Regions from separate parts of the Homo sapiens genome. Here region 1 is linked to region 2. The links are chromatin contacts, found by Hi-C in ENCODE. All regions are on one chromosome and are shown on one strand. Each heading gives the region's core, a stretch centred on a gene start or an enhancer-like site at or near the end of the contact. The rest is flanking DNA. Distances are from core to core; before and after follow the strand shown. Region 1 holds the start of LINC02612 (long intergenic non-protein coding RNA 2612). Region 2 overlaps MMADHC-DT (MMADHC divergent transcript).

The links. Hi-C counts contacts between places; a loop is a spot of excess contacts on that map. Pooled maps may share reads with other maps.
Region 1: a loop to region 2 is called in a map of endothelial cell of umbilical vein, with 2.4 times the contacts of the local background. The contact joins the promoter of LINC02612 here to the enhancer-like site in region 2. A Hi-C loop is called at or near these places in 3 of 168 maps with a recorded cell type or tissue (MCF 10A, chondrocyte and endothelial cell of umbilical vein) and 1 of 50 pooled maps.

The regions. Positions count from the first base shown.
Region 1 is chr2:150,626,214-150,630,744 of GRCh38, forward strand. It overlaps LINC02612 (long intergenic non-protein coding RNA 2612), which reads left to right and starts at 2,684. Exons shown (of 4, transcript NR_110247.1): 1 at 2,684-2,908.
Region 2 is chr2:149,730,580-149,735,414 of GRCh38, forward strand. The region is part of intron 1 of MMADHC-DT (MMADHC divergent transcript); the gene reads left to right. Among named protein-coding and RNA genes, the nearest start is that of LINC01931, 130 kb to the right of the region's middle. Within about 2 kb of position 3,457, at least 2 of the 41 ENCODE cell types and tissues checked have a DNase peak (open chromatin) inside an H3K27ac peak, as active enhancers do; they include endothelial cell of umbilical vein, where a contact is called at or near this core.

The sequences.
Region 1 (4,531 bases), core at 1,434-3,933, 890 kb after region 2:
TTGCCATTGTGATGGTATTATGAGGCAGAACCTTTAAGAGGTGATTAGGTCATGAGAGCTTCAACTTTCTGAAAGCATTAGCGCCCTTATCATGAGAGTGGGTTAGTTATCACGGGGGTGGGCTCAGGATAAAAGGATGAACTTGGCTTGATTTCCTCTGTGTTTCGTGTGTTGGCTGTGTGATGCGTTCTGTCATGTTATGACACAGGAAGAAGACCCTCACCAGATGTGACCCTTCAGTCTTGGACTTCCCAGGCTCCAGAACCATGAGACAAATATCTCTGTTTTTTTTTGTTTTGTTTTGTCTTTGTTTTTGTTTTTTTGTAAATTCTCCTCTGTGGTATTCTGTTATAGCAGCACAAACAGACTAAGACAAATTGTGATTCTCATTTTTCCACCATGACCTTCTTTATAACAAAGACATTGCTCAAGAAATAGAGTATTTTAAGGGTTTGAATTTCTTTTTCCAGTGCTCACCTATGCCCACTTCTTACCTAGTCCTCTTCAGATACTTTTTCTAGGTAACTGGCCTCAGTTGTGCCATAGGCCTAAGATTAGAACAAAGCCAAGAAACGCTAACAGGTAACATAAAAAATGCAAGCCTGTGTGCACCAGCATCACTCAACTAAAGCCTGATCTTTAGAACTAGAAAATATCCAGTGAGACATTGTGGCATTCGTGTGTCTTGGGTGTATTCCTCTCCTTCCACTAGTGATGCTCAGTTAAGTTTGTGGGGAGTGTTTTGCCAGACTGAGCTCCTTTCTTTCCCAGGCATCTGTGCTAATCCTGGTGGAGTCCTTGTGCTGAAAACCTCAGACTCTGGTCTTTGTTTTCAGAATTCCTATGCAGAGGAAATTCTCTGTTTCTGACTGTGTGTGCACAAGGGCACAGTTTTGTGGATTACAGTGTGTATTTGCAGGGGCAAGGTTTTGCAGTGTATGTATTTGTACCATGGTAAAGCAGTGGATGGAATGTGGAAGGGTTAGGACACATTTTCTTGAGGTCTTTCCAAGTTGCTAAATGTTTTCTGTAAAGCTCAAGAGTACAATCAGGCTTGGATTTCCTCTTCTGACATTCTCAGCTGGTGGCATTTGTACCTCTGGGAGTGCACTGGAGCGACTGGAACTGAATGGTTGGCATAAAAAACTTCTGGGACAATGGGTAAAGAAAGATGCATGATCTGTCTGCCCAGTAGCTGAGAGTTTGGTGTGAAAAGAAAACAAAATCAACTTCCAACTCAGTTTCTTGCCCAGTTACATTCTGCTAGTCAATCAAGTCATCCAATCACAAATGCTTAGGAATTTTAATGTGATTCTGGTGGTTTGGAAATTAAGTACACAGGCCAAACATCAGAAGGCTTGGTGGGATGCTCAGGCCTAGGTAAAAACAAGAATTAAACTAGAAAAACATTAATTGTTATAGTATCTCTTCCTGATGGGTTAGTTTATCTTATATGCCCTGAAAAAGAAAAAATGTTGCATTTGAGTAAGAAAATAAACTGAAGTGCCCATGTGTCTGACAAACATCTATTTTTAGGACATTTTTGAGGTCTTAAAAAAGAATGTTAGTAGCATGGAAAGATTTTTCAAGAACAACATTTAAGTTGACATAATTATATTGGTTTGGTAGACTATTACTTTAGGGTAATGGTTTCCTAATTTGTTAGGACCCAAGCAACACTCATCTGTTTCAACCAAAGTAGCTACCCTTTCGTTTTCTTAGTGCCTTCTGATTTTGAGGTTCTCTGTGTGATTTCATTTGAAGAAAAGTTTCCACTGCAAAAGAACTGGAAGAGCATTGGTTAGGTCATTTCTGAGAATCCTTATAGCTTCTCTAGCTGATATAATGGAATGAAAAGGGAGATAAATTATAGAGAAAACAGTGTGACAGACACTGCTAATTTTCTACCTAAATCCTCCTCCTCCCACTATTCTACCCTGATTTTTCCTTACTTGCTGAACCCCAACTTTGTTCTAATACTGGGAGCTACCATGAGTTCAGGGATGGAGACCATCTTTGACCCAAAAGTGAACCTCTATTGATCTGTATCAATCAGAGTAGTCTTAATTGCTGGCCAGTCATTGTCTCAGGCATGGACGTGTGCTCTAACTCTGAGCTATGTGGAACTAAGATCTCCTCGAAGCATCTGAAGAAGACTTTTCTAGACAGAGAAAATCCTTTCAAGGTAAAATCTGTTTTCTATGCTGGATTTCTGAACTAGGGTTAGCCACATAACTTGCAGGCCCAAGTGAAAACTTAAAATGTGAAGATCCTTATTCAAGAAGCAGAATCAAACATTTTCCTTTTATCAATGATCTCTCCTTCTTGACTTGTCATGGTGGTTTTTATTTGTGCTTTGGGTTTGGGGTACCCTCACAGACACCTAGAGCCTCGTCCTGCAACTCAGCATGTACAGCACACATTATTCTGACCCCGATCCCCTGCACTTATACTCCAACCTCTGCTGGAGGCAGAGGTGGGCAGCAGCTGTTGGGCAGTGGCTGGGAGCAAGTGGCCTAGAACTTGTCTCAGCAAGGAGGTCAGGAAGGACTGCCCATGAGTTGGGGCTCTGAACCCTTGGTACATGCTTCTTTGTTCCATCATACTTCACTTACAAAGCACACATTCTAAATAGAATTACTAAGAATTTCAATACAGTGACCACAGAGCATTAGCACCCAAGCAGGACCTGCTGAACCTGGGGCCCTATAGGAGAGCACTGATGGCCCACCCCTGATTGTGGCCCTGGTCTTCATGTCTGCATCAGCCTCAGCCATCTCAAGACCACAACAGGAACATAGCCAAGTCAGAGAAGGAAGACCAAAAGCACCAGGGCCCTTCATATTATTAAGCTGCTAAATTAACTAATCTTGGAAACTTCTAGACTCTACAATTCTTGTTGTATGAGGTAATAAACCCCTCGTTTTATAGGTCATTTTGGGGGGTTCTTTTATTAATCACAACTAAAGCATTTTAACTGATAGGAAAGACCACATATTGGTGAAAAAGGTCTACAGAGGGACCAGCAGGAGATGGTAAAGCTAAAGGAGTTTTGCTCTAATGTTCAAATCCATGTCACCTGCCCTAGAGAATGCTGTTCCTGCTTTTCCCTAGCCACTGTGCTGGGCATGAGAGGCCCCCTGTCCTCCTTGGGCCCAGAGAACAGAAAATGTCTTCACTTATACTCTACTCCCTCACATTCCTCCACTCTTGGAAGGTTTAACAAGTTCAAGAGAGAAGATATTGGCCAAATACAACACAGAGGCTAAACACAACACCTATGTTGATTGTTTGGTGCATAAGAATTGAGATGATGGAAAGAGGTCACTGTGAGCTTCAGGAATAGCTTGAGGCTAACTGATAAAACAGGTGAGATTTGTTTTGGGCCCTCCTACCTCCCTCATAATATATTCTTCTATCCTTCAGAAATCATCTACTACATAAAATTCTGGTTTCATACTTGGCCATTCCTGCTTAACGGAGCTAACAAAGAAATTTAAGGTACTATCTTACATAAAGGGTTGGCTGCCCAGTGCCTCAATTTCCTTCAAATGTTTGTGATTTCATGATTCTTCACTGCTTTATTCCTGCCCTTCCTACCTAGAAATCCTGGGAGCATGGATTTTGGGGACCTTGAGAAGTTCTAAATTTATAAAAGTCTACTCAAATTTATGGGACTAAAGGAAGACTAATAACGTCCTCTGGAAAAAGTACCTTCAGAGAAAAGTCATATGAAGAAAGGCCCTTGAAGAATGTGGGTTTGGTCACATATGTATAGGGAAGCCTTTGGTCCTAAGAGGCCGGTAGTTTTGCACACGTGAAGCTGTCTCCCTCTGGTTGAGGAATGGAATATGATCCTTAGAAGCATCTTTATCCACATTTTAAAAATGGTTAGGCACTAAGCATGCTTCCCAGATACTTCTAGAGATTAGCACAGGTGTCTATAAATTATGGTTCTTTATTCTTATAGGTTGTACTAGGTTGAAAAATATCCCCACAAAACTTATGTCATCCCATAACCTCAGAGTGTGAGCTTATTTAGAAATAAGTGTAATTAGTTAATATATAGTCATACTGGATTCAGTTGGGCCTTAAATCCAATGGCTGGTGCCCTTATGGGAAGACAGATGAAGACACACAGAAAGGAAGGTCACTTAAAGACAGAGACAGAGATTGAGTTCTGTTGCCACAAGCCAAGGAACACCAAGAGCCACCAGCAGTTGGAAGAGGCAAGAAGGGATCTTCCCTTGAAGTTTCAGAGACAGCATGGCTCTGCCAACATCTTCATTTTGGACTTCTAGCCTCTAGAACTATGAGAGAATACATTTCTGCTATTTTAAACCACCCAGTTTGTGGCAATTTGTTACAGCGGTCCTGGGAATAATACACAGGTGAAAAATAGAAGTAGACCCCTCATGGGGCACATTGACCATCATGGACTAAGAAGGCTTGAGAGCTGGCCACTGACTGGGCCCTCCGTTTCACAAGAGGACATGGAGGAGGTATTTCTTCAACACAATGCCTGCTCACT
Region 2 (4,835 bases), core at 2,207-4,706:
ATATAGTCATTATGAGGAGTCAATGTGATAAAGTAAAGCACCTAGAATAGTATGCATAGAGAGCATAGCAAGCTCTCAGTGAAGGGTAACTTTCTATTCTCTATATTAATATCTGCTGTTGAAAAAAATAGATTACCAGATGAATGGTTTGAAAGCATTCTGTGATAAAGTGGTCTCAATAAATATTTTGGCCCCTGAAAATAATGAAATAATTAGAAATTTTTAACAAGTCTCACTATAATTAAAGGCTGTAAGATTGGTTTTATCCTCTATCCCAGAGAGTTACATTTTCACCTATATTATTAGAAAAGACGAGAACAGGCCTCCACATTTTTAATTCACATAGATTTGTGGGTAGCTGGGAACACTGCCGTGCCTGAAGGCATATAGGTTACAATGTGGAGATGGATCTTACTGCTGCTAGAAGTATCTCTGAAGCATAGAGATATCCTTTGCTCTCCTCTGCATATAGTCAGTGACAAGCAGATTTGCAGATGCAAGATGGTATTGGCAGAGGCTGAGCTGTCATCCAAACCATGTCTTTTGTCATTTAAACTCTCATTCATTTTGAGGGAGAGGGAGGAAGAACTGCCTTTTGCGCTAAAGCTGTAATGCCAAGGCATTGCATGAGCCAGAGCTCAGTGGATCTTATCACTAAACTTCCTTAGGTTTTGAAACACAAAATGGGGACTTCCTTTAACAGTGAAACGCTTTTCTTACAGCTTCATTTGTAGCAGCAATGAACTAAGATTAAATTCCCTATTTGAAGCCAAGAAAAGATAATTTGCCAAAAGAGAACGTCAGAACAGCCATTCAGCTGCAGCTAGTCAAACTCAACAGAGTAATGAAGAGGGGAAAAAAAGGAAACCTGAAGGAGGCTTGGTTAATGTATTAGTTTTCTAGGGCTGTCATAATGAAGTAGCACAAACTGGGTGTTTAAAACACCAGAAACTTACTGTCTCCCAGTTTTAGAAGCAAGAAGCCCCCAATCAAGATACTAGCAGGGCCATACTCCCTCTAAAATCTGTAGGGGAAATTCTCCCTTGCTTCTTCCTAGCTTCTGGGGGTTTACCAGCAATCTTTGGCATTCCCCGGCTTGTGGGTACCTCACTCCAATCTTCCATTTTCACATGGTTTTCTCCCTGTGTGTCTTCCTGTTATCTTCCTCTGTGTTTGTCTCTGTGTTTAACTTTCCCCTTTTTACAAAGACACCAGTTATATTGGATTAGGACCCATCCTAATGACCTCATAATAACTGGTTACCTCTATAAAGACCCTATTTCCAAGTAAAGTCACATTCTGAGGTACTGGGGGTTATGGCTTCAAGATACTTTTCTTTGAGAGGGTGCACAATTCAACCCATAACAGTTAAGACAAAGCGTAAGTTTTTGCTTATTGAGAAGGGGTCATGCTTACTGCATTAAGCATAACACTTAAGCTCAGGGATATTTCCTTCCAGTTAAATGTTGAGGAATGACCAACGATGAAAGGAGTCAGCTTGAACTCTGGGATACTGGGATGTGAAGGAAAGAAACTACTCTTGAATGGTCCTCATTGAAGAGACACAAATGTTTGGTTTAACGGCAGGCAGGATGAGTCATATTTCTATTAAGTGAGTTAGCCTGTCTCTGCACCTTAATGCCCAAGCATGGGGGCAATCTAGATACCGTCCTAGCTGCTGTGACCACACAGCCCACCTTACAGAACCAGGCTGCACATGTAAATCACCTAATGGATTCTTTCTGCCTGTTTCAATGATGAAAGGTAAATGAAGAAAGAGTCTGATTAATGCAAGGCAGGTCACATGGTAAACAGAGTTTTAACTCAAATCAGTCTCCCTGAAGGCTTGGAGATGAGAGTTTTTATGGACAATTTGGTGGGCAGGGTGCCAGAGAAGGGGTGCTGCTGATTGGGTGGGGAATGAAGTCATAAGGGTGTGGAAAACGTTTCTCATACACTGAGTCTGCCTCTGGGTGGGGGCCCAGGACCAGTTGGGTCATGAGTCATGAGTCTGGGTAGGGTCAGTTTGAAAAAAATCTCATAAAAAGTTAATCTTAGTTTCTACAATAGTGATGTTTTCTATAGGAGCAATTGGGGAAGCCACAGATCTTGTGACCTCTGGCCATATGACCACTGAGCAGTAAAGGGTTACAGAAACTTTGCCTACATTTTAGCAGAACTCAGGCTCTTCCCAAAATCCTCATCTTGTGGCCTTTCATTAGTCTTACCAAGTCAGTTTCAAAGTCAATTTCAGCCCTCCAACAGTGGCGGGGGTTGGAATGGGGAATAGAGTTAGTTTTAAGGAGGGACTACTATCATCCTTGCTTCAAAGTTAAAGTATAAGCTAAATTCCTCCCTTGGTTAGCTTGGTCTATGCCCAGGAATGAGCAAAGGCAGCTCAGAGGTCAGAAGCAAGATGGAGTCCACTGTGTCAGATTTACTCTCACTGTCATAATTTTGTAAAGGCAGTATCATGTGGAGCTGCTGAGCATCTCAGTGGGGCAGCTGTGCCCTCCTGGGCCCTGTGCCAGGACTCCCCACCACTTCATATTTTAGTCTTTTTCATGGGAATGTATGGGATAGTACATGTGAGAATCTTATGGGGTTATTCTGAGGGTTACCCTATATGCAAATATACAAATATACTAATCTTGTAAAGTGGTTGTAAGAATTCCATGACTTATTTCATGTAAAGCTGAAAGCTGTTAGTATAGCATCTGCCAAATAGAAATGCTCAACATTTGAGGGTAAATTTTTTTAAATATGATCACTATGAAAGTAATCAAACTGGATTGAATTCTTTTAAATCAAATAATATTTTAGTCAAAACATAGGAAAAGTAATCAAAATAAGGGCATTTAAGAATGGCTATACAGAGTAGCCTAAGGGGCCTTATATTTGAAATGTATTCTAATGTTTTAAAACCTATAAACCATTGCATAACTATTTCTTATTACCTGTGCTGTAAATATGAAAACTTGCAAAATCAGTGTAGGAAGATGATTTAAGGAAGCAGTCGTTGATCAATATACACTGAATTTTAAACCCATTAAGCACAGTAGATTTAATGAGGAGGAAAATAGAGCTTCCCATTTAATAGAAAAGTGTGGAAAAGTGGAAGTTTTTCAGAGACAACCATTAAAATAATAATGATTTATTCTTAGCCACAACACTAAATGTATTATCATATCATGCTGTCTGTATTTCAGTTAATTAAAGCTTTATGGATTATGGTTTCTTGTTTATTTCTAGATGTCAAATGTTAAATCTGTATCACTATTTAGAGAAAAATGCAACTTTTTGATATTCAAGCTAGTTCATATATATGTAAAATTCTGACATCACTCCTATAGATTTATTTAAAAATGTCAGTAATACAGGAAATGAGAAATGAAGACAGAAAAAGGAGAGAAGCAAAGACAAATAAAGGGAATGGGCCTGGGGAAATTTTCTCATTTTAAATGCTCTACATTTCCTGCCCCGGGGGAATGTGCTTTTATCTCTGCAGTTCTATGTTTTCTGTAATTTGACTTATCATTTTTTCAGTAGATTATAAAGCATTGTTTCCTTTGTCTACAGTGTTGAGGCTGTTGCCCTTACCCCCACCCTAGGAATTCTGCCCATAAATCACTGCTTACAGTCACTTTCTCAGACTGAGTCTAACTTCCCTTCTATCTATATTTGCCTGACCTTTCTATCAGAGGATGGAAACTTTTCAGTAACAATTTCTTGTGCTCTACAAAGAACCAAGTTGAGATAAAATTTTAACTTCTCAGGGCACAACTTAAAAAAGGGTTCTTTTATCTCTCTAAGTAATTTAAATGCAGCTAGTCAACATATGTGTGCTTGGCAATGGCAGGACTAGTTGGGCTATGTGCTGAGGGATGTCGGAAAGTGATGTTAACATGGAGACCCTTGGTAGTAAAAGTCCATGAAGTCAAACCACTATCCTTTGTCTTTGTGCCTGCTCCTAGAATTCCTGTCTTAACTCTACTTCCCATTATTTTTCCTCATGTTTACTTTAAATTCCAGTCAACACAGCAGACTGCAATTCTTTTTTTTATGCCCTGGTTCATGGCGTTGACTGTTAAAATGAAAACCTAGCATCCTGCTCCTGGAGGCTCCACACAATGCACTTTTCCACCTTTCCAATTTCCTGTGTCTCTCACAATGGGCTTCTTAAGCTTAAACGTATATCCTGTTAGCTTTGAATTTGAAGGGTGCACCTTCAGTTTTGGGCATAGCTAAGGACCAGTGTCTTTGTGAGAGGAGAGATACTTGACAGGGCCAGGAACAGTAGAGCAGAGGACTACATTAGAAAGTAACTAAATCAGTTACACAGTTTTATTTCTGCCTCCCACTAACTCTGTTTTCCTTTTTTTTTTTTTTTTTCTTTTTTTCTTCCTGAGGCAGCTCCTGCCTCTGAGTGAACACTTAGTCAGTCCCTTGACTTTTCTGGTCACTCTTAGTAGCAAAATGTCTTATGAACAAGACATAAAACACAGCCTGGGATAAGTATATATAATGTCCAGTCATATATAATTAATACTCTCAACGACTGTAAGTTGAGGCATCTTGTCTTTCTCTCCAGTTTGGTTCTGTTTCAAGTGGAAAGTCTATGGTTGGGGAAGGGTGGTATGTTTAGCTACCTTTTGAAAATGAGTAGTTCTAGTCTTTCCACTGCCCCATATTCCCACAGAGTTTGAAATTGGGTAAAGGTGAGAAATAATAGAGAATAATGCTTTTACTAGTACATACTTACTTCTGTGAAGGGCGCCAGTGTATTCTGGACTTGGCAGATGTCTAGACTCTGATTCCCATAGTTCCTTTCTAAA